Regions from separate parts of the Homo sapiens genome. Here all the other regions are linked to region 3. A link is a loop called in an ENCODE intact Hi-C map of the cell type or tissue named here. Cell type or tissue: PC-3. All regions are shown on one strand. Each heading gives the region's core, and the rest is flanking DNA. Links, peaks and the distances in the headings are about the cores only. Region 1 has its middle 23 kb from the start of BCL2A1. Region 2 overlaps ZFAND6 (zinc finger AN1-type containing 6). Region 3 overlaps FAH (fumarylacetoacetate hydrolase).

Region 1 (7,576 bases), core at 1,248-6,247, 180 kb after region 3:
TGGCCTTTATTTTTATTTTTGAGATGGAGTCTCGCTCTGTTGCCGGGCTGGAGTGCAATGGTGCAATCTCAGCTCACTGCAACCTCCGCCTCCCGGGTTCAAGTGATTCTCCTGCCGCAGCCTCCTGAGTAGCTGGAACTACAGGTGTGCACTACCACGTCAGGCCTTTTTTTTTGCATTTTTAGTGGAAACGGGATTTCGCCATGTTAGCCAGGCTGGTCTCGAACTCCTGACCTCAGGTGATCTGCCTGCTTTGGCCTCCCAAAGTGCCAGGATTACAGGCGAGAGCCACTGTTCCCAGCCTCCTCTTACATTCTTTACAGTCAATCTTCACCTTTGCTCCTCAGAGATATGCACTCCTCTGATTTTTTTTCCACCATAGATTAGTTTTGTCTGTTTTATACTTTCATATAAATGGAATTATACAGTATTTACACAGTATTTACCTTTTTATAAGGCTTTTTAAACTTAGCATAATATGTTGACATCTATCTGTGTTGCTTGTATCAATAGATCAATAGTTCGTTCTTTTTTTTTTTTTTTTTTTGAGACGGAGTCTTGCTCTGTTGCCCAGGCTGGAGTGCGGTGGTGCAATCTTGGCTCACTGTAACCTCCGCCTTCTGGGTTCAAGCAATTTTCCTGTCTCAGCCTCCTGAGTAGCTGGGATTATAGGTGCCCACCACCACACCCAGCTATTTTTTGCATTTTTAGTAGAGATGGGGTTTCACCATGTTGGCCAAGCTGGCCTCGAACTCTTGACTTCAAGTGATCTGCCCACCTTGGCCTCCCAAAGTGCTGGGATTACAGGCATGAGCCACCGTGCCCAGCCCAGTCTTTTTTTTATTACTGAGTAGTATTCTGTTTACATATGTACTATAGTTTGTTTATTCAGTATTCCATTGGAGGACTGCTGAGCTGCATTGTAACCAAAATGAAAATCCTGGGTCCGGGTGCAGTGGCTTACGCCTGTAATCCCAGCACTGTGGGAAGCTGAGGCGGGCAGATCACCTGAGGTCAGGAGTTCCAGACCAGCCTGGCCAACATGGTGAAACCCCGTCTCTACTAAAAATACAAAAATTAGCCAGGTGTGGTGGCGGGCACCTGTGATCCCAGCTACTTGAGAGGCTGAGGCAGGAGAATTGCTTGAACCCAGGAGGCAGAGGTTGCAGTGAGCCAAGATTGCGCCACTGTACTCCAGTCTGGGCAACAAGAGCGAAACTCCGTCTCGAAAAAAAAAAAAAAAAAAAATCCACAGTGATGCCAATGCTGATGCTGGAGCCCCAGGGCCCACACTTTGGGTTCCCAGGGACTCCTATGGTCAGACTGTAGGAAGATCAGTCTTGGGGTGTTGAGAGATGGGAGTGGATTTGGGAGAGCCTGGAACAGAGAGGAGGAATCATGGAAACTGACGAGTGACATGGGGCAGGGGCCGGGACAAAGATTTTCACAGCAGGACTAAATGGAAAAGGGTCAGATGAAGAGCAATTTCTTTTGGATGCAGTTATCATTGTAATAATTATTAGTATTCAAAATAACAAGTATCTTATAAATCTTAATATGAAAGTGTATACTTTTGTTGGGGATGATGCATCCACATTACCACACCAGGCTAATTTTTGTATTTTTAGTAGAGATGGGGTTTCACCGGGTTGGCCTGGCTGGTCTCAAACTCCTGACCTCAGGTGATCCACCCGCCTCGGCCTCCCAAAGTGCTAGGATTACAGGCGTGACCCACCACACCCGGCTGGGGATGCATCTCTTAATGAGACAGATAGGACTTAAAAAATTATGTTATCTATTTGTTTATATATCCATGAGTGACTATTTCTTTTTGCTAGGGGTCAGCATCACTTTTTCTTTTTTCTGTTTTTGTTTATTTTTTTTATGACCATAAGCACTGAGAAATTTTTTTAAAACAAAATAAGTAGATAGGAAGGAAAGATTTGTTATATAAATGTCATTCAATTAGAAATCTCCTCCCAAAATCACATAATAATCTATCATCAGAATTGCTTTTAACAGTGTATCAGCTGATATTTGATTGGTTCCTAGTGATGCTGTCACTGTCTACACTAAAACTTTGAGCTGTCCCTTTGCTCTGGCACCCTAGATTTTCATACCCTGGGGAAAAATGCACCACAGTGGCAGACTAGGATTGTGGAATAGGAAGTAGGAAAGAAAACCCACAGCACAATCCTTCAAATATTGGTTCATTGGCAAGCAATCTGGCTTAGAAAAGAGAACACACGAAATTGAAGATTCTCTTAAAGTTCCATTCCTGGATACCCTTTGGAAAATCTTCGGTACTCTCAGAAGTATATATTCCATATGTGCCTGTTTTTCATTCCTACCACTTTGGGCCACCTTCTTGATCTTGTACAGGCTCCTTTTCTAGAAGCTTGAAAACAACATCCAAGGTCCCCCAGGTACTATCCTATGCTTTTTCTTCTCGTCCCACACGACCCGCTTTTCATGGGTGATTTCAATTTCTTCGAAGACTTCAGAGCTATAAATATGTGAATGACTCCCAGTCTCTGGCTGAAACATCTCTCCAAAGCTCCAGACCCACTGAACTGCCTCCTTTGTTCCTTCAATACCAACTCCACATGTCCTAAGCGGATCTTATCCTCTCCATCAAACCTGCCCTCAGGAGTGTATCCTTTACTTACTCAACTCCTCCAGTTTCCTCATTCCCAAGTCATCGGTCACTGTGGTTTTGCTTCCTTAATGCCTCTCAGATCTGTCTTTTTGTCTCCACCCTGATGATCTTGACCTTAATTTGGGTCTCAAGTATGTCTTCTCTAGTTACAAAGGGGATTACCAAATTACGAAAGCATCTGAACCAGGTTCCTGGTTTCTGGTCCTCTCCCTTCCAGACTCTCCTCTGTTACTAGATTATTCTTTCTAAAATGCAGATCTAGGCCAGGTACAGTGGCTCACACCTGTAATCCCCAGCACTTTGGGAGGCCGAGGCGGGTGGATCACCTGAGGTCAGGAGTTCGAGAACAGACTGGCCATCATGGCGAAACCCCCCTCTGTACTAAAAATACAAAAAATATTAGCCAGGCATGGTGGCAGGCGCCTGTAATCCCAGCTACTCGGGAGGCTGAGGTAGGACAATGGCTTGAACCCAAGAGGCAGAGGTTGCAGTGAGCCCAGATCATGCCGCTGCACTCCAGCCTGGGCAACAAGAGCGAAACTCCATCTCAATAATAATAATAATAATAATAATAATAATAATAATAATAATAAAATAAAATTCAGATCTAACTGAGTCAGTGACTTGCTCCAAGCCCCATAGCCTGCAGGAGAAGGTCTATTCTTCTTAACATCACTTGAAGATCCTTTATGACCTGGCCCCTGGCCACCTGTGGCCTTTCCTCCACTGGTTGTTAACTGGACTTTGCTGAAATTGAAACACTTGCAGTTCTGCCCCAGCTTCTGTTCACTTTTCTATCCCATCCTTCAGCCTGGATCATCTATCTTTAACCTCTTCTCAGTCTGACAGACTCCTACACATGCCAAAGCTTCAGCTCCATGGTAATCTCATCCGGGAGGCTTTCCAATTCACTCTGTGTTCCTCTCTATCAGAGCACTTGGCACATGCAGTTATGATTTTCATGCATTTGGCTGTTCCCTCACTAGACTGTGAGCAACTCAAGGGCCACATCTTCCCTCTCAAATCTCCAGTGTCTTAGCAAAGGTCTGTCACAGACAAGGAACTCCTTGTATTATGAAGGACGTTTGTTGCAAACACAGCAGAACAGCAACTCTGATTTGCAGGTGTTTTCCCATACAGAGTTGCCAGAGGTCTCTGGTTTTCTCAATTCAGGCTAAGCCTTTGGTAATGGTGCCTGCAGCACTTTGCAGTTTGATATTAAGTAGAGAGAGAGGAAGGGGCTCAGGACTACAAAGGTTCCTCCGCTGCAGTTCCATTTGAGAACACGAGATGGCGCCCTGCGGCGGCCTGTTGAGATAGTCTTGGGACATTTTCCTACGTGATAGTCTGCCAAGCCCAGCAACGGCAGAAGCCCCAATAACCCAGAGTTAGAGATGAGATTGATACCCAATTGTTTGTTATGCTGAATAGAGCTATCAAGTGGTTGCATTTATCATTCATTATATGTGAATTTAAGAAAAACAAAAAAAAACTTCTTTTTTTTTTTTGAGACGGAGTCTCGCTTTATCGCCCAGGCTGGAGTGCAGTGGCGCGATCTCGGTTTACTGCAAGCTCCGCCTCCTGGGTTCACGCCATTCTCCTGCCTCAGCCTCCTGAGTAGCTGGGACTACAGGCGCCCGCCACCGCACCCGGCTAATTTTTTGTGTTTTAGTAGAGACGGGGTTTCACCATGTAGGATGGTCTCGATCTCCTGACCTCGTGATCCGCCCGCCTCGGCCTCCCAAAATGCTGGGATTACAAGCGTGAGCCACCGCGCCCAGGCAAAAAAAACTTTTCTTTAAAGACAACTTTGTCTTTAAAGACAAAGTTCCACTCCGTCACCCAGGCTGGGGTGCAGTGGTGTGATTATAGCTCACCGCAATCTCGACCTCCTGGCCTTACATGATCCTCCTGCTTTGGCCTCCCAAAATGTTGGGATTACAGGCGTTAGCCACCATGCCTAGCAGAAAAATTTACAAGTAGCATTTAATCTATGTATTTTGGAGTCAGATGGCCCTGGGTTTTAATCCTGGCTCTGCTACTTACTAGCTGTGTGACCTGTCAAGTTCTGGGTCTTGGGTTCCTCCTCCGTGAAACAGTTAATAAGTCCTTTTACAAACTTTAAATGAGATGAGGTTTGTAGAATTCTCAGTGCGATCCTGGCACATGCTAGATGTTCAGTAAATATTCATTTTTTTTCCCTTTTAAAAATCCTTACGGCTGGGTGCGGTGGTTCATGACTGTAATCCCAGCACTTTGGGAGGCCGAGGCGGGTGGATCACGAGGTCAGAAGTTAGAGACCAGCCTGGACGATATGGTGAAACCCTGTCTCTACTGAAGACAAAAAATACAAAAAATTAGCTGGGCATGGTGGTGCGCACCAGTAGTCCCAACTACTCAGGAGGCTGAGAATCGCTTGAACCTGGGAGGCAGAGGTTGCAGTGAGCCGAGATCATGCCACTGCACTCCAGCCTGGGCAACAGAGTGAGACTTTGTCTAAAAAAAAAAAAAAAAGAAAAATTCTTACGTCACCTTACCATAATCCTTTTACACTCATTGCTTTCTATTTTATTTTATGATAGCTTTTTCTGTTTATGTCTTATTGCTACTTAGTCTAGTCTGGGGAACTCTTTGAGGGCAGGACTTGTCTGATTTTTCTTCATCTTCAGCACCCAGCTCAGTGCTAGGTACATAGCAGGAGTTCAATAAATAATCAATGAAAACATAATGAATGCATCCAGTTTATATGGGTACATTCCCCCTACTTCCCCACCCAATGTCCTCTTACTGGACCACAGAAAAACCTGAGCTATTCAGATAAAGATTCTTCGGCATTTTTTGCTTAAAACACACAACAGGGAAAATCTGATAAAACCTGAACAGTTACTTTTGCCATCATTGACTCCAGAGGCTTGTCTGCCTGCATGTGCCAACTGAAGAGTGGTTTTTTTGTTTTGCTTTGTTTCGTTTTGTTTTGTTTTGTTTTTTGAGACGTAGTCTCACTCTGTCCCCCAGGCTGGAGTGCAGTGGCACGATCTCGGCTCACTGCAACCTCCGCCTCCCGGGTTCAAGTGATTCTCCTGCCTCAGCCTCCCCAGCAGCTAGGATTACAGGCACATGCCACCACGCCCAGCTAATTTTTTGTATTTTTAGTAGAGACAAGGTTTCACCATGTTGACCAGACTGGTCTTGAACTCCTGACCTCAAGTGATCCACCCGCCTCGGCCACCCAAAGTGCTGGGATTACAGGCGTGAGCCACCACGCCCGGCCTGCAGAGTGGTTTGAACAGCAACTTTCCAGGCCTGGTGTGGCGACTCACCCCTGTAAACTCAGCACTTTGGGAGGCCGAGGCAGGCAGATCACCTAAGTTCAGGAGTTTGAGACCAGCCTGGCCAACATGGCGAAAACCTGTCCCTACTAAAAATACAAAAATTAGCCGGGCATCCATGGCACACATCTGTAAATCCCAGCTACTCAGGCGGCTGAGGCATGAGAATCACTTGAACCTAGGAGGCAGAGGTTGCAGTGAGCCGAGATCGTGCCACTGCACTCCAGCCTGGGTGACAGAACGAGACTCCGTCTCCGGAAAAAAAAAAAAAAAAAAGGCAACTTTCCAGGGCAGACTTGCCTGGCTGTGGAGAAAAGTGCAGCCCCTCAGGGCAGACACATGATGCCCTGTTATGGGCAGGAGCCAGCAGCTGGGACTGGCCACTTGGGCTTGGCTGGCAGAGAGGGAACCAAGACAGAAAGGACAGGTGGGCTGGGATTGCCCTCCCTTGGTTTGGACTTAGTCTGAGTCTGTCGTCCTGACAGCGCCTGTGTCATTGTGGGAAGTAGTTCCGGCATCTCCACTGAGAGGGTGTACCTAGGCCTGGAATGATCGCTACCTTTCCTTAGGATGGCCAGCCCATCTAGGTGGGACCACGGGAGTCACCCACCTTGCCTCAGGTTAAGAGAAGACCTCCTGAGCAGGGGCCCTGCACTATGAACAGTTCACCAGTGAGGGGCAATTGAGACATGAGGAGATGCTTTGTGCACAGGCCATGGGGTCTCCAAACCACTGCACTGAGCCCTACCGCTTCCCCCATGCGTTCAAAATGCTACCAAACACAAGGCATGTAATGAACCAGGGAGAAACCACCTCTGACCATTAATTCCTCTGTACCTGGACTAAGATCCACAATGAAGACTCAGCTGTAGGCATAGAGGCTTTGCCCTGGAGGCCTCCTTAATGTCCCCAGCTTGGCCAAGAATTTAAATCCTCTCCTGTCTCTTGTCTAGGACTTTTTACTTTGTACGTACGACAGGTCAAATGATTTGAGAAATGGGAAGTGGGAATAGAAGATTCTGGAAACCCCCCCAAACTGTCCTGATGCTGGAGTGGTGCGGCTGTTCAAACTGTCTGTTGTGGAAGATGGAGATGGGGATACCAAAGATGACAAAGGAAGGGAGTTTCCTGTGGAAGGTACCTTTTATTAAACGGGATGGATGCCTCCCAAGGGTACCAGAAAACAAAGGCTGTAAAGACACTCAAATTCAATGGAACTTCTATTTTATAAAAACTTTTTTTATCAGGGAAAATTTTTAAGTTACACAAAATGGTGAAAGTAGCATAATGAACCCCCACCTGCTTCTCACTCAGCTTCACAAATTTCCAACATTTCACCCATTCTTCCTTCATCTGTCCCCAACTTTTTTTTTGCTAGAGTAGAAGCAACTCTCTTCCCTTATTTTAGGAGACTGCTAAGCCCTTGTAAAGATCTAAGATAAGTATCAAAGATAGAATTTACAGGGCTGGGAGGAACTTGGAAATGTTCTAGTCCAACTTAGGTTACAGGTAGGAAAACTGAAACCCAGAGAGGAAGATGCACACTGGAAGGCTGAGGCTGAGCCTGGGCTAGAGACCAAGCCTAGAC
Region 2 (7,576 bases), core at 1,235-6,234, 68 kb after region 3:
AAAATCTAAATCAATCACACTGCCTGCTTACTCAAAATCTTCCAGTGGCTTCCCAACTTACAAAGCGTTAAAAGACAAATTCTTTACCTTGACTTAAAGGCTCTTCATGATCTGGTCCCCCATTACATGACTTCCTCTTTTACTCCCCTTCCTACCATACACGTTGCTGGGTATGACAGGTATTTTCCTGTCTGAGGCCTTTGTACTTGCTATTCCTTCTACTTTCCAGAAATCCTTATGACTAGGTTCTTCACCTCCTTCAGGTCTCTGCTCAAATGTTACCTTTTTCAAGGAGGAATTCCCTTGCCACTTATTTAAAATTGTCCCCAGCATCAATTCCGGTTTTATTTTTCTTCAACGTCCTTATCCTAATCTTAATTTACTATTATATTGTGTCTCCCCTTTGCTAAAATGTTACCTCCCTAATGGCAGGGATTTTGTCCATTTTGTTCACTGATGCTTTGAATAATGCTTGGTAAATGGCAGGCATTCAATATTGATTGAATGTATGAATGAAACTGCCCTGCCACCTTACCTGCACACCACCACTAGTAGCCAAGGATTTATCCCAAGGCAAAAAACGAGAAAGGCTCCTTTTAAAGAAATTGAATTTGCTGTTTAAGAAGAGATCTAGATCTGTCAGCAAGGTGTGCCACCTATGACTATACAGTTCATGCACTGAACAAAGATGCCTGCAGGCGCGGTGGCTCACACCTGTAATCCCAGCACTTTGGGAGGCCGAGACAGGCAGATCACTTGAGGTCAGGAGTTCAAGACCAGCCTAGTCAACATGGTGAAATCCTGTCTCTACTAAAAATACAAAAATTAGCCAGGCGTGGTGGCAGGCGTCTGTAATCCCAGCTACTCTGGAGGCTAAGGCAGAAGTGCTTGAACCCAGGAGGCGGAGGCTGCAGTGAGCCATGATTGCACCACTGCACTCCAGCCTGGGCAACAGAGTGAGACTCCAAAAAAAAAGAAAAAAAACAAAAAAACAAGGATGCCTGGCCTCATGCTCCAAGCTTTTGGGCATCTTTTCCATTCAGCCTACTCAGAAAGAGGTTCATTTAGCAATGTGACTAATTTAGCATACCAAACAGTAATTCTATTAGTAAAATTAAGTTGCAGTGAATTTCATATTCTCAAACTGACCTAGGTTTCATATCACATACCTTAAAGAACAAGGCACAGTTTTTACCAGCACAAGGCCACCCAATATTCTTATTTGCAAAAAGAGGAACCCGTTCAAATTTTCCCACTGGCTTCCACATTCATGGACATTCATTCTCTTTCTTCTCACGATTACCACAGATTGATCGATCTATCTATGGCTTTTTATTCCCTCTTTGCCCTTAAAGCTTTTAATTCAACTATGTAGACTTTGTACTTCCCCCCAACCCCTCCACCCAAAACCTTTTAAAAAATCTCTTCTCCCCCTAAGGTAAATCTTCAATTGTAAATGAATGTCCTTCCCTAATTTTAAAGTTTAATATATGGTCATTCTCTAAATTTATATCTTTTCTGCTCATGAAACTGCACATTTTTTACAGAAGAAAACTTGCTTTACCATTTACTGAGCAATACTTATATAGAACTTTATGTGCCAAGCACTTATAAATACCAATCCCTTTAATCCTCATAATAGTCCTATTAAGTAGGTACTATTAGCACTCTCATTTTACAGAGAAATAAACTGTTCAAGGACACACAGCTAGTAAGTGAGGAGCTGGGATTCAACCCAAGCAGTTGGCTGGAGTCCACACTCTAAATCAGTAGTTCCCAAAGCGTATCTGTGGACTCCTGGGGATTCTTGAGATCCTTTCAGAGGTCCTTCCCCCTCCCCGCTGCCCTCCCAACCCCATCTTCTCCCCTCCCTTCCCCTCTCCCCTCTCCTCTCCTCTTTTCGACAGAGTTTTGCTCTTGTTGCCCAGGCTGGAGTGCAGTGGCACGATCTTGGCTCACTGCAACCTCCGCCTCCCAGGTTCAAGTGATTCCCCTGCTTCAGCCTCCTGAGTAGCTGGGATTTACAGGTGCCTATCATCATGACTTTTTGTGTTTTTAGGAGAGACAGGGTTTCACCATGTTGGCCAGACTGGTCTTGAACTCCTGACCTCAGGTGACCCACCCGCTTCAGCCTCCCAAAGAGCTGGGATTACAGGCATGAAACACTGCGCCCAGCCCCTATTTTCATAATAACAAGAACTTGTTATTCGTCTTATTCACTGTGTTGACATTTGCATTGGCAGTGTAAAAGCAATGAAGGGTAAAACAGCTAGAGCTTTAACATGCCATCAAGACAGCGGCACCAAACCATACTATAATAGTACAGTTGTCGTTATATGACAAGGAGATGTCACATAATATGGTGATGTCATTATGTAATGACTACCTAATAGTAGTCATTATATTCATCACCATACTCTCACAGTTAAAAAACAAAAAACCAGTTTCACTTGCTGAGTATTCCTGATGAAACAAATTATTTTTACTAAATCTATTTTTTTTTTGACACGGAATTTTGCTCTTGTTGCACAGGCTGGAGCGCAGTGGCGCAATCTTGGCTCCCTGCAACCTTTGCCTCCTGGGTTCAAGTGATTCTCCTACCTCAGCCTCCCGACTAGCTGAGATTACTGGCGTCCGCCACCATGCCTGGCTGATTTTTTTGTATTTTTAGTAGAGACGGGGTTTCACCATGTTCATCAGGCTGGTCTTGAACTCCTGACCTCAGGTGATCCACCCACCTCAGCCTCCCAAAGTGCTGAGATTACAGGCGTGAGCCACTGCGCCCGGCCCTTTTATTAAATCTTGATTCTGATTACACTTCATTGTATTTTTCCTCTTTCACCTATTTTGAGATACGTCACCCCAGAGTAAAGCCTTCCTCAATCTAGTTTCTTATCCACATACTGGAAACTGAAGTCTCTATCCTTGCAGAGGTTTTTGGCACACAGTTCTTAATTAGTCTCCCATTTCAGGGAAAAGGGTTACTGAGGAAAAAGATACCTACACAAATTCAGAGGAAAACAACTTACTTGTAATAACACTGTCCTTCAACATGAATTAAAATATGCATAATGAGCAAATAATAAGTTTCTAGGCACAAAGAGCCTATAATATGGAAGCAAAAAAAAAAAAAACAAATTTAACATACTGAAAAAATTATTTGGTTTTTTCAGAGTTATATTCCCAGCACTCTAGATTAGGGCTGGCAAATTTTTTCTCTAAAGCACCAGAGAGCAATTATTCTAGGCTTTGTGGGCCATAGAGTCTGTCATAACTGCTCAATTTCGCCTTTACAGTAAAAAAGAAGCCACAGACAATAAGTAAATGAATAGGAATGGCTGTGTTTCAATAAAACTTTTATTTACAATAAGGGGTGACTAGAATGGATTTGGTGAGTGGGTCATAGTTGGCCAATTCCCGCTCTAGATTAATGCCAGGCACATAGGAGGTACTCAAATACATGCTGGATGAATAAATGATTTCACAACTATTTTGGTTAGAGATATTATCAGGAAAGACATAGCAAAATTCCATGACTATAAGCAAGTACTTTCTTTTGTCATAGCTCTTTGTTCAAGGATATCTTGATAAACTTATCGTACCTATCACTCCGCTAGCTATTAAACACTGTAAAAGATATTTAGGACACACAGTTCTGCTCTCATCAATGTAGGTACAAGAACAGAAATACTAATGTCTGATTTTCACGTATCTGCACAAACATCACATCTAACTCCAAAATTACAACTTTATTAGCCACAAAACCACAAAATGTTAAGTATCAAAACCACAAAGTTTTAGAATACACCACTCTCACTTCATAGAGGTATATAAAAATGGATGCCAGAAATGATTGCAAGATACTTCAGAAACTGATTTTCTTTCAGTTAAAACGTAACACACCTTGTAGGGATGACTAACAAATGCATCATGAAAGGAAGTTTAACTACAAATCACTGCAAAACAACTGTTATATATACAGGGACAACTTGATATGTAGTAAAAAGAAAAAAGAACTGACTCATCTTCAAGTTGGTTGTGAATATAAACTTCCTACTTAGATAAGTGCTTAGCCTGAAGTACTTCATTTAAGATAGTTATGATGCCTGTCCTTTCTAACTCATAGAATTTTGAGGGGGTCAACTGGGACGGTGATTGTGAAAATACTTTAACCCGTAAGTTGCAATATAAAGCTCAGTTCAGAATTGGGTGGCTTATTTAAGTCACATATCTGCAGTTCATCATGAGAGAGAGAGGTTCAAACTGTCCACTATTTAATAGTAGCTGCAGTCATAAATCCAAGACTCCTTATTTACCCATAGCTCACAAAGGGCAGGTTCATAAAAGTTCTCCTTGCCACAGAGACAGTAATCACCTGTTAGGAGATCTGTGAATAGGCCTCACTTCCACCTGAGATGATACCGTTTTTTATTAAAAGTGTGATGGAATGGTTTCTAACATCCTCCTCTCAAAAGTTTATAAAATGATGTATCAATTACTCTGGATAACTGGCAACAAAAATTTACTATGTGCTTACGCTCAATATTTATAACTGTAAAGGAAGGATAAAAGCAAGTATGTGGTCTACCAGGGGAGACTTCTGTGTGCCTAGACTACAGGATAGTGGGAAATGATCTTAGAATAAGGCCACATCACAAAATCTGTGTTTCCATGATAAGGAGTCTGAACTTAAACCCACAAGCAACAGGGAATCCCACCACCTTAGAATGAAAAGGGGAGCTTTTTAGAACAAGTGCTGTTCACTAAATATTACTGTTTTTTATATACTTTAAATTGCTCTGAAAAGAATTCTAGGTGACTTTAAAAATGCATGCTGTATGATATCAAAAGTAGGCAAAAATAGTCAATCCAAGTAAAAATGGTTAAAAAAAAATAAGTTAGAAATACTGTCAATAAATAAAATGTATGCCCATAAAGGCCTATTTGCTAATTGGAAGCCATTCAACTCTATTCTTTCAAGGAGCTAATGCAAAGAAGAATATGACTACTTAAGAAAAACAAAATCAGCGACTCAAGAAAAGTACAATGAAATATTACCCCAGATAACATAAGAGGATTTCATCTATAGTTTACAACAAGTAAAACACAAAATGATATGGTCAATAATACCTGAAAAGTAAAATGTAAGTTTCTGGGATGGATGGATGGATGGATGGATGGATTGACTGACTGACTGATTTGAGACAGGGTCTCACTCTGTCGCCCAGGCTGGAGTGCAGTGGTGCGATCTCGGCTCACTGCAACCTCTACCTCCCAGGATCAAGCGATTCTCCTGCCTCAGCTTCCCAAGTAGCTGGGATTACAGGCACACACCACCATACCTAATTTTTGTATTTTTAGAAGAGACGGGGTTTCACCATACTGGCCAAGGCTGGTCTTGAACTCCTGACCTCAAATGATCCACTTGCCTCAGCCTCCCAAAGTGCTGGGATTATAAGGCGTGAACCGCCCACCCAGCCTCTGGCTATTTAGTTCTAATATAAATCAATAGTCTCATGGCCACCTTCAGTTAACAGCCAGTCTTCATGGAGTGGAGCCAGAGTTAAAAATAAAATCCGGCCAGGGGCGGTGGCTCACGTGTGTAATCCCAACATTCTGGGAGACCAAGGCGAGAGGATTGCTTGAGTTCAAGACCAGCCTGGACAACACAGTGAGATCCCCGTCTCTACAAAGAATAAGAAAATTATCTGGGTGTGGTGGTGCACAGCTGTGGTCCCAGCTACTCAGGAGCCTATGGTGGGAGAACCGTCTGAGCCTAGGAAATTGAGGCTGCAGTGAGCTGAGATCACACCACTACACCCCTGCATAGGTGACAGAGCAAGACTCTTGTTTCTTAAAAAAACAATAATAATAATGAACTTATCATTCAGGCTTATCATTTAGGCAATCCTTCATAAAGTTTATTTCTCCTAAGTGTCTGCTTTTGTTCTATCAAAGATTGCTGAGGCAGAGGAAAAGGGTAGGGAGAAAGCAGACTGAGAAGGCAGAATGGGTTACAAATTTCTGCTTCAAATAGAATAGTTCATTTTTGGTGTTTTCACATACCTGGTTTCTGCAAAAGATTTCAATTAAATAAAGGGGCTCAGATGGCTAAAAAATTTGGACACTTTAAGTTCTTGATTAAGAGCAAACTCAACAATGCTCAACAGTAAGCCAATCTGAGGTCGGGCTGATATACTATACCATGAACACTTCAGAGCATATCTAGGCCGCTAGTTACAAGAGTTAAATTTCAGTCAGGCACTTTGAATTGAGATGTTCTGAGTGAATATCCACAAGTTACCAATTAATCCCACCAAATTCTCCAAATTTTTTCCCTAAATTAAAAAAACCAGGTAAGGAAACTACACAATTAGGTATGTATTAGAGTAAGTGCTCACTGAAAATGTCTACTCACTATTATGTACTAGGCCCTGGGCTAAGCACTTTATATAGATTATCTGACTTAGGCCTCACCAAATCTGTATAAGGAAGGTAACATTCTCACACACGTTCCTTTGTAATCAGTTGAAGAAACTGAAGTTACACATGCCATTCACTGCCTCCCTACTAACATTCCCTTCTAAGACAATCTGTATACCTATAAATCAGCTCTTGCTGACCTTTTAGTACCATGGGATAAACCCTCCAGACAAGGTGATTAGACCTGGATGAACACTGACCCGATGAACCTATCTAAAGTCATGGATGGAGGTGGGGAGGAGACAGAATAGCACACACATAAAAAGTACCAAGGCTATATACTTGCAATTCAATTACATATGATTTTCCAAAGATTTTTAAAATAATCCTTTTTTCTTTCCTTAGGTAGAATGGATTTCTATTTCCATGTGTTCTGGTCCCTGACTAGAATCCAGTAAACAGTGATTTCTTTTAGAACATAACATTAATAGCTTGTTCCTATCCTTTGGTATCTCCCCTAACACCTACACTATTTCTAAGCACAAAGTAAAAGTGATTATCAGTGCTGAAATCCAGACTACTTTTAACCTTTAGTGGAATCATCTCAAACAGATAAATTTATCTCACAATAAAACCACTAACTGAAACCTAGTCCTTCCTGAAAGACTCTAAATTAATGTGCCACCCATAACATTGCTAGTCTTCAAAGGTGCTTCTAGATAAGAAATCTACTAGCATTTAAATGTAAAAATCAGTTTTCATCTCCATATCACATATAAACAGATGGCTCACTTTAATCTGAGAAGCAGTCACTGACAGACTTCAATACTTGCAACACTGCTTGACTCAACTGTCAATACCTTTATTCAAAAGTAACTGCAAGGCTGGGCGCGGGGGCTCACACCTGTAATCCTAGCACTTTGGGAGGCCGAGTGGGAGGCGGGTGGATCACCTGAGGTCAGGAGTTCGAGACCAGCCTGACCAACATGGTAAAACTTTGTCTCTACTAAAAGTGCAAAATTAGTTGGGTGTGGTGGCACACGTCTGTAATCCCAGCTACATGGGAGGGTGAGGCAGGAGAATCATGCCACTGCACTCCAGCCTCGGCAACAAGAGTGAAACTCCATCTCAAAAATAAAAATGAAAAATAAAA
Region 3 (7,576 bases), core at 166-5,165:
TTGTCCCTTTTCTACCAGTGGCCTCCCCCGGGCGGGCAGGTTCACCTCTAGGCAGCCAGGAATACTGAGGACAAAACCAGATAGAAAGTATACTCCAAGCACGCATTGTGGGTGGCAGGAGGCCAACCTAGAACTTGTGACACACTTGGATTGAGTCCCAGCCCTGCCATTAGCCAGGTAGGTGGCTCGGGGTGAATCCTTTTCCTCTCTGAGCCTCAGCTTCCTGACCTGGAACCTGAAAGAGCGGGCCCAGCACAGCTTCCCAGAGGGCCCTGGGCAGCCAGGAGGCTCTCTGTGACAGCTCTTTCTCCATGGAGCATCCTGCTCCCATGGCGACAGCTCCTGCAGTGTACTGCGCCTCCTGACAGGAACCACCTCATGAAGGGCCGAGACCCTGGAACTGACAGTGAGACAGACATGGCAAAGCCTGGAGTGTACAGACAGAGCAGACAGAAGAAAGAAATGGAGCTGGCCGGGCATGGTGGCTCACGCCTGTAATCCCAGCACTTTGGAAGGCCTAGGTGGGTAGACCACCTAAGGTTAGGAGTTCAAGACCATCCTGACCAACATGAAGAAACCCCATCTCTACTAAAAATACAAAATTAGCCAGGCATGGTGGCGCATGCCTGTAATCCCAGCTACACAGGAGGCTGAGGCAGAAGACTCGCTTGAACCCAGGGGCAGAGGTTGTGGTGAGCCAAGATCGCACCATTGCACTCCAGCCTGGGCAAGAAGAGTGAAACTCCATCTCGGGGGAAAAAAAAAGAAGAAAAGAAAAGAAAAAGGAATGGAATGGAGCTAAAAAGGAGATTTGGCCAGAGTGTGGCTAGGAGGTCTGTGTGTGGCCACCAGGCAAACCCTCCCCATCCGAGGGCCCCCGTTGGGATTGGAAAATGACACCTGACTCTTTCTAGGTACAGACCCTGTCCCAGACCTTTGCATGAATTGACATGTTTGGTCCTCACAACACACCATGAGGTCAACGCCGCTATTATCCCATTTCATAGATGACAAATGAGGACATGGCCAGGTTTGGCAACTTGCCCAAAGTCCCACAGCTGAGCAGCAGAGTCATGGCCTGCAGAGCCAGTCTCTTTATTACCAACGCCCCATTGGGCCTGTTCGCGGAGGCGGGCTGAGCAGCCACAGGGAGATGTGGGCCCTGTCTATGTCAGGGCTGGCCCAGGGTGGGGATCTCGGGTCTGTCTGCAAGACACTCAGGGCTGGCCCATGGTGGGAATCTGGGGTCTTGATGCGCTGGCTCTGTGTGGCCCCAGGGGCTCAGCCAAGCGAACAGACCCACAAGGACATGCTTTCAAACAGGCACTCAATGAAATGTGCCACCCACCACGGAAGTGAGGGTCAGTGGCGATATGTGAGCAGGAGCCAGGCAGCCCCTGGAGAGGCTGGGGAGGGGATTCAAGCAGAAGATGGAAGTCCCGGACTCCATCCTTTCAGCCCTACCACTGAGAGCTCAGTGACAGGGTTAATGCCCTATGGGCCCAGTTAGGTTCCCAGTGAGCACCAGGGTGTCCCCTCCCCTCCCCTCCTCTTTCCTTTAGACGAGCCACACACATCTCCAGGGCTGTAGCACGTGCCCTCACCCTTGCCAAAGCTCAGGAGCCTTCAGGACAAGGCACACAGGCACACATTGCCTCAGAGCTCCTGGCCATGTCAGTCCCCCTACAACATACCTTTCAGGTTAACAGAGAGGTTGATGTCAAATGTGTAGGGCTCGTCATGGCACAGATACGGCAGGGGCCTGGGGTCCTGAGAGGGCAAAGCACAGCACAGAGGTCACTGGCAGGTGGGCTGAGCTCACCCGGCTGGGCCCCCATACCAGCCAGGCCCCCAGCAGCACCTGCTCCCCTAGGCAGAGGGTCTGAGACAGCAGGAGCATTCCCTCTCCAGGGACCCAGCACTGTGTCCCTGGATAGCAGTAGGGGGGATCATACTGTGGGTCTCTAGGAAATGCAGCCAAGGAAGGGGCATCAGCAGGTCAAAGGTCACAGGAGCCAAACCAGAGATGTTCCTGAAAGCCACAGGAGGGGAGAGAAAGGGAAGGTGGGCAGCAGACAGGCCGAGATGGAGAACAAAGCCTGGCCTGTGAGGAAAGGCTGGGCCTGAAAGCGCATTGCAGGGCCCCTGGAAGGCAGAGGGGTCACAACAGAAGTAGACAGCCCTGGCTGGTGCTGGAGCCAGCTAGGGAGGCAGCTTGGATGGCTGGGCCAGAACGCCTGCACTCCGGCCAAAAGCAGTGTTTTCCAAAGCATGGTACATGAGTCACCCACGGGACATGAGATCGTTTTTGGTGATACTAATGGTTATGAAACAGTGTAGCTAGTGATGCCAGTAGGAATATAAAGTTCCCTTCTTAATATATTAAGTTTAAACTGGGAGCCACTCTGAAGGAAAACATTAAGTAAATAATAGTTCAGAGGGGGAATAGTAGTGTTGTACCTAAATGGTGTTGGGGAAGGGCTGGCACAGAGGAAGGCAGGCAAAACCCTGTGATGACCGACCCGGAAGAAGGCAGATGACTGGAGGACAAGCAAAGAGAGGCTGTGGCCTTGCAGCCCTAGGGAGACTAGACAAGGCCGCTGCCAGCTAGAGAGAAAGTCAAGTCCTGGCGACTGAAAATGACCAGGGTGGGCAGGGGGTGCTGTGGTAGGGAGCAGCGAGGAGAGAGCAAGGGATGAGGGTGAAAGCCCCACAGGACTTCACTAGAACTGGCTTGCAAGGAAAGACCTCAGGGTTGTTTGTAGCACAGCAAACATGAGATGACCCCAGAGGCAGAGGAGCATGGGAGAGCAGTGTGGGTGCAGGACCAGCACCGGGTGTTGGTAGAGGCCCCCAGCAAATGCGTGGTGAGATGCTCAAGCGAGGATGTGCAAATGGCTGGGAGCTCAGCCTGGATCCCCACAGGGAGGTCAGAATTGGAGAGGGGCATCGTGAGGACTCAGAGACACTGGAGAACGAGGACAGGTCACATGCCAGAAACCAAGGGGTGAGGGAATGCCAACAAGAGTGAGGGGCCACAGGAAGTCCATGCTGAAGGGGACACAAGGTCATGACACTGACTATCGGGTCACAGGTGACTCTGGCCAGGTGTTGCCAGTGATGGAGTGGGGCAGATTGCAACAGGCTGAGAAGGGAGGACTGGAACCAGGGGTCAAGGCCTAGACCCAGTGGTAGACCAAGCGGTGCCGGGAACCAGAGGCTGCAGGGACTCCCTGTTGCTGGGCTCCAAGCTGCATTCTATGAGTTGGGGTCCAGGTGGCGCCATTTGCACAGAACAAGATTTGATGGCCACCTGGGAGGTTGTGCAATGTTGGTACCTGCAGGGACTCCTCCTGCCAACTGGCCAGATCCCCCGGGTCTTGCAAGATTCTTAAGGTTACAAAATTCTGTGTTTTCTCCAAGAACTGTGCCAGGGCCAGGGAAACCACAAGGGAGAATGATGCCCTGGCTGCCTGGAAGTAATCGTGGCCAGGAACTCCCAGGCACTCTGCTGTGGGCATGCCGTGGGCACAGAGCTTCCCTCCTGATGGTCTGCATGCCTGGCATGTCCACTCAGTGGGCAAGCAGCCTCAGAGGCAGCAGGGCTGGGTTTGGGAGCTTCCTGCAGAGAATGTGCTTACCTGCTTCGGGTTGGGCACAGCAAAGGGCATGAGAGCATCCATGGGCACCACCCACGGAGAGACAGTGGTCCCAAAACTCTTCCCAAGGAATGGCCCGAGAGGGACATACTCCCACTTCTGAATGTCTCGTGCTGCAGAAGAAGGGCACAGCCAGGACTTACAAAGGCTGATCAGGGCATCTCCCAACGACCCCCTCCTGCCCTTGACCAAGGAGCAGAGACACCTAGCACTGCCATCTCCACAAAGATCAGCCCCAGTCAGGCTGCCCCAGGACAAAGGGGCAAGAGCATTCAATGCCAAGGACAGAGGTCCTTTGAGGGCACTGTGCCAGGTTACAGCAAAGAGAAGGATGACCAAACGGTGGTCAGGATATCTCCCAGGAAGGGGCTGGAAGCTCATTCTCAAACTATGAGAGAGACACTTTCTGGGGCTTATGGTGCCATCTTCCTCCCACGTATGGCAAAGGGTTGAGAGCTCAGGCTCAGAAGCTGGACTGTTTTGCTTCAAATCTTAGTTCAGCAACTAACTGAAATCTCCCTGTGCCTCAGTTCCTCATCTGTAAAATGGGAAGATAATATTGCACATACCGTGTAGGGATCAGCGGGAGAATATACGAAGGGTGTTAAGCACAGGGCCTGACACATAAGTGCTCAGTAAATATTAGTTATGATGTCAGCCGTGTCCCTAGCCACTCGAGAAAATTGGAGCTCAGAGGAGTTAAGTGAGTGGCCCGAGTTCTTAGAGCTGAAAGTCTGTTTGATACCCAGACCCCCACTCTCAGTCACTGCATCACCTGCCACTTTTGACCTGCACCAGATCTTCAGCTTCTATGAAATTGCCCCAAGTCCCCAGCCTCCTCCCCGTCATCTCTACAGGAGCAGAGCTCCAGTAATTACCACTCCAGTCGTTCATAAGGACCATTCCAAAAATGTGCTCATGGGCCTTGGAAATGGGGATCGGCTCTCCCAATCTGTTTCCAGGGCCTACAAAAAAAGCCTTACATGGGGGAGAGTTCATTAGAATCTGGAGCTGATCTGCCGCCCAGGTCACTTGTCACCTAGAGAGCAAAGGTCAGGTATTTCCAAACTCCAGCCATGGACCAGGACTGCCACAGGGGCCTGGCATGAATCCACTGTGTTTCTAAGTCAGAGGTCAGATGGACGCCTCAGGAAAGCAGAGTGCAGTGGTGTGCCCTGCCCCCGCCATCGGCCTTCCTTCCACTCCCCTGAGCTCCAAAGCAGCCTCCCCTCCCTTCAGTGCATCCCAGGCCACTCTGCTCTTTCCTCTTCATCCCATACAGCCTTTGCCTTTCAAGACTTGACAGCCACATGAGGCTTGTAAAACTGAAACTATCAGGGTTTGTATTCATGTCATGAAAAACCAGGCCAGGCACTGTGGCTCACGTCTATAATCTCAGCACTTTGGGAGGCTGAGGTGGAAGGATCACTTGAGCCTCGGAGTTTGAGACAAGCCTGAGCAACATAGTGAGACCCCACCTCTACAAAAAATAAACAAAATTAGCCAGGCATGGTGGCACATGTCCGCAGTCCCAGCTACTTGGGAGGCTTATGTGGGAAGATTGCTTGAGCCAGGGAGGTCAAGGCTGCAGCAGGCCGAGATCACGCCACGGCACTCCAGCCTGGGTGACAGAGCAAGACCCTGTCTCAAAAAATAAAAAAATAAAATAAATAAAAATTTTCATTGCTCAATTCCCACCTATGAGTGAGAACATGCAGTGTTTGGTTTTTTGTCCTTGCAATAGTTTGCTGAGAATGATGGTTTCCAGTTTCATCCATGTCCCTACAAAGGACATGAACTCATCATTTTTTATGGCTGCATAGTATTCCATGGTGTATATGTGCCACATTTTCTTAATCCAGTCTGTTGTGGGGTGGGGGGAAGAGGGAGGGATAGCATTAGGAGATATACCTAATGCTAAATGACGACTTAATGGGTGCAGCACGCCAACATGGCACATGTATACATATGTAACAAACCTGCACGTTGTGCACATGTACCCTAAAACTTAAAGTATAATAATAATAAAATTTAAAAATAAAAATAAAAAATAAAAAATAAATTTTTTTAATGAAAAATGAAAAACCAAAAGACTGCCTCCTTCATGCAGCAAATAGTACCAGAGAGAGCACACCCCACGGCCTCTAACCCCTATCTGTCATCCCACTACCTCTAAAGAAAAACAGCACCAACGTGATGTCCATGAACCAGCAGACTAGCCAGGCATCATTAGAAAGAAAAATTTGGGAAAATCTCTTTGAAAAACATAGACTCAGCCATGACATTTGCAAAACTTAGTCACCATTTTATTTGTTCTGTGACAATAGTTAAACATTGCAAATTTTTCATCAAGATGAAAAAAAGAACCCAAAAGCACTAGTCCAGGTGACCTGGGCTCTCTGCCCCAACCATTTCTCCACATGCTGACTCTCTGTCTTTTCTCTCTCCCTCTCAACAGGTGAAGTGTCTGCCTGCAGAGTCCTTAGTTCTCCCAGAGAGAAGACCATGGCCCCAAACCAGGGCTCAGATGCCCTGCTCTGATGAATCTCAGCTGGGGGTCCTCCTCCCGCAGTCTCACATAGTACCCTTGCTAAGGCAGGAGGAGGCAGAGGGCTGGCAGGGAATGCCCTGCTATCCACGGGCTATTCGGCAGTGCCCACTCATTTCCCTCCTCTGGACTGAATCCAGAGAAATCACAGGGAAGCCCAGGAGAGACAGGGAGCTCCAGAAAAGCAGACGGGCCTTTCAGCCTGCCTCCACCAACCAGGGCTTCCCACTGTCTCAGCCTGACTCGGTGGCCCCATGACAGCTTCTTCTACACCATCAGTGATGAGGCACTCAGAGCTTCCTGAGGCAACGCCTAAAACTGTAGGTGCTGACTATGGGAAAGCCCCCTCCATCTGCCTGTCTGCATTTCCCACACGGAGACTGACTCCAACCTTGGGCATCAGACAACCCAGCAGATGCTGAAGACCCTGCCAGGTCCCCGGAGCGCTGCCTCCCCCAGGTCAGCTCCTCCTTTCCATCACTTCCCTGGTCCCCTCACCTTGGGGGCTGCCCAGATTTCAGTGTCCCCTCTGAAAAATGGGCAGCATGAGGGATCCTCAGGTGGTGGGACCGACTGTATCAACATCAACATCCAGGTTGTGATAGAGCACCATGGTTACGAAGGATGTTGCCACTGGGGGAGACTGTGTGAAGGGTATTGGGATCTCTGTACTATTTCTCACAACTGCATGTGAGTCTACAATGACCTCAAAATAAAAAGTTTAATTTAAAAAAGTGTGCAGCCCTGGCCGAGCGCGGTGGCTCATGCCTGTAATCCAAGCACTTTGGGAGGCCGAGGCAGGTGGATCACGAGGTCAGGAGATCGAGACCATCCTGGCTAACATGGTGAAACCCTGTCTCTACTAAAAATACAAAAAATTAGCCAGGCATGGTGGAAGGTGCCTGTGGTCCCAGCTATTCGGGAGGCTGAGGCAGGAGAATGGTGTGAACCCAGGAGGCGGAGCTTGCAGTGAGCCGAGATAGTGCCACTGCACTCCAGCCTGGGTGACAGAGTGAGACTCCATCTCAGAAAAACAAAACAAAACAAAACAAAACAAAAAACAAATAAAAAAGTATGCAGCCTAAAGTGACCACAGTTCTGAGGTTGTATGGGCCCAGCCATGGGGCTGATACACTTGACTCTTGTCACTCGTGGTAATTATTATTTTTGGGTTTTTGTTTTTTGTTTTTTGTTTTGAGACAGAGTCTCGCTCTGTCACCCAGGCTGGAGTGTGGTGGCGCGATCTCAGCTCACTGCAACCTCCGCCTCCTCAGTTCAAGCGATTCTCCTGCCCCAGCCTCCCAAGTAGCTGGGATTACAGGCACCCACCACCATCCCCAGCTAATTTTTGTATTTTTAGTAGAGACGG

Evidence for each region. Hi-C counts contacts between places; a loop is a spot of excess contacts. Peaks named below come from ENCODE experiments on the same cell type or tissue, not always from the same donor. Only the 100,000 strongest peaks of a DNase experiment are listed, where the experiment ranks them.
Region 1: it touches region 3 in a loop (7-fold over the local background); 23 of 110 quality-filtered maps call a loop at or near these places.
Region 2: a loop joins it to region 3, with 3.0 times the contacts of the local background. A loop is called at or near these places in 2 of 110 quality-filtered maps.

What each region holds. Positions count from the first base shown.
Region 1 is chr15:79,989,947-79,997,522 of GRCh38, reverse strand. No RefSeq gene overlaps it. Among named protein-coding and RNA genes, the nearest start is that of BCL2A1, 23 kb to the right of the region's middle. In PC-3, for the core only: a CTCF peak has its summit at 3,925 (motif pointing right); DNase peaks (open chromatin) are centred at 2,692 and 3,952; H3K27ac peaks cover 461 bases.
Region 2 is chr15:80,102,144-80,109,719 of GRCh38, reverse strand. The region is part of intron 2 of ZFAND6 (zinc finger AN1-type containing 6); the gene reads right to left. Among named protein-coding and RNA genes, the nearest start is that of ZFAND6, 46 kb to the right of the region's middle. In PC-3, for the core only: no CTCF peak of the experiment used is centred there; DNase peaks (open chromatin) are centred at 3,419 and 3,929; H3K4me3 peaks cover 1,707 bases; H3K27ac peaks cover 2,351 bases.
Region 3 is chr15:80,169,210-80,176,785 of GRCh38, reverse strand. FAH (fumarylacetoacetate hydrolase) reads right to left here. Exons shown (of 14, transcript NM_000137.4): 8 at 4,538-4,637; 9 at 3,642-3,772; 10 at 1,695-1,770. Among named protein-coding and RNA genes, the nearest start is that of FAH, 20 kb to the right of the region's middle. In PC-3, for the core only: a CTCF peak has its summit at 3,273; a DNase peak (open chromatin) is centred at 3,285; H3K27ac peaks cover 1,068 bases.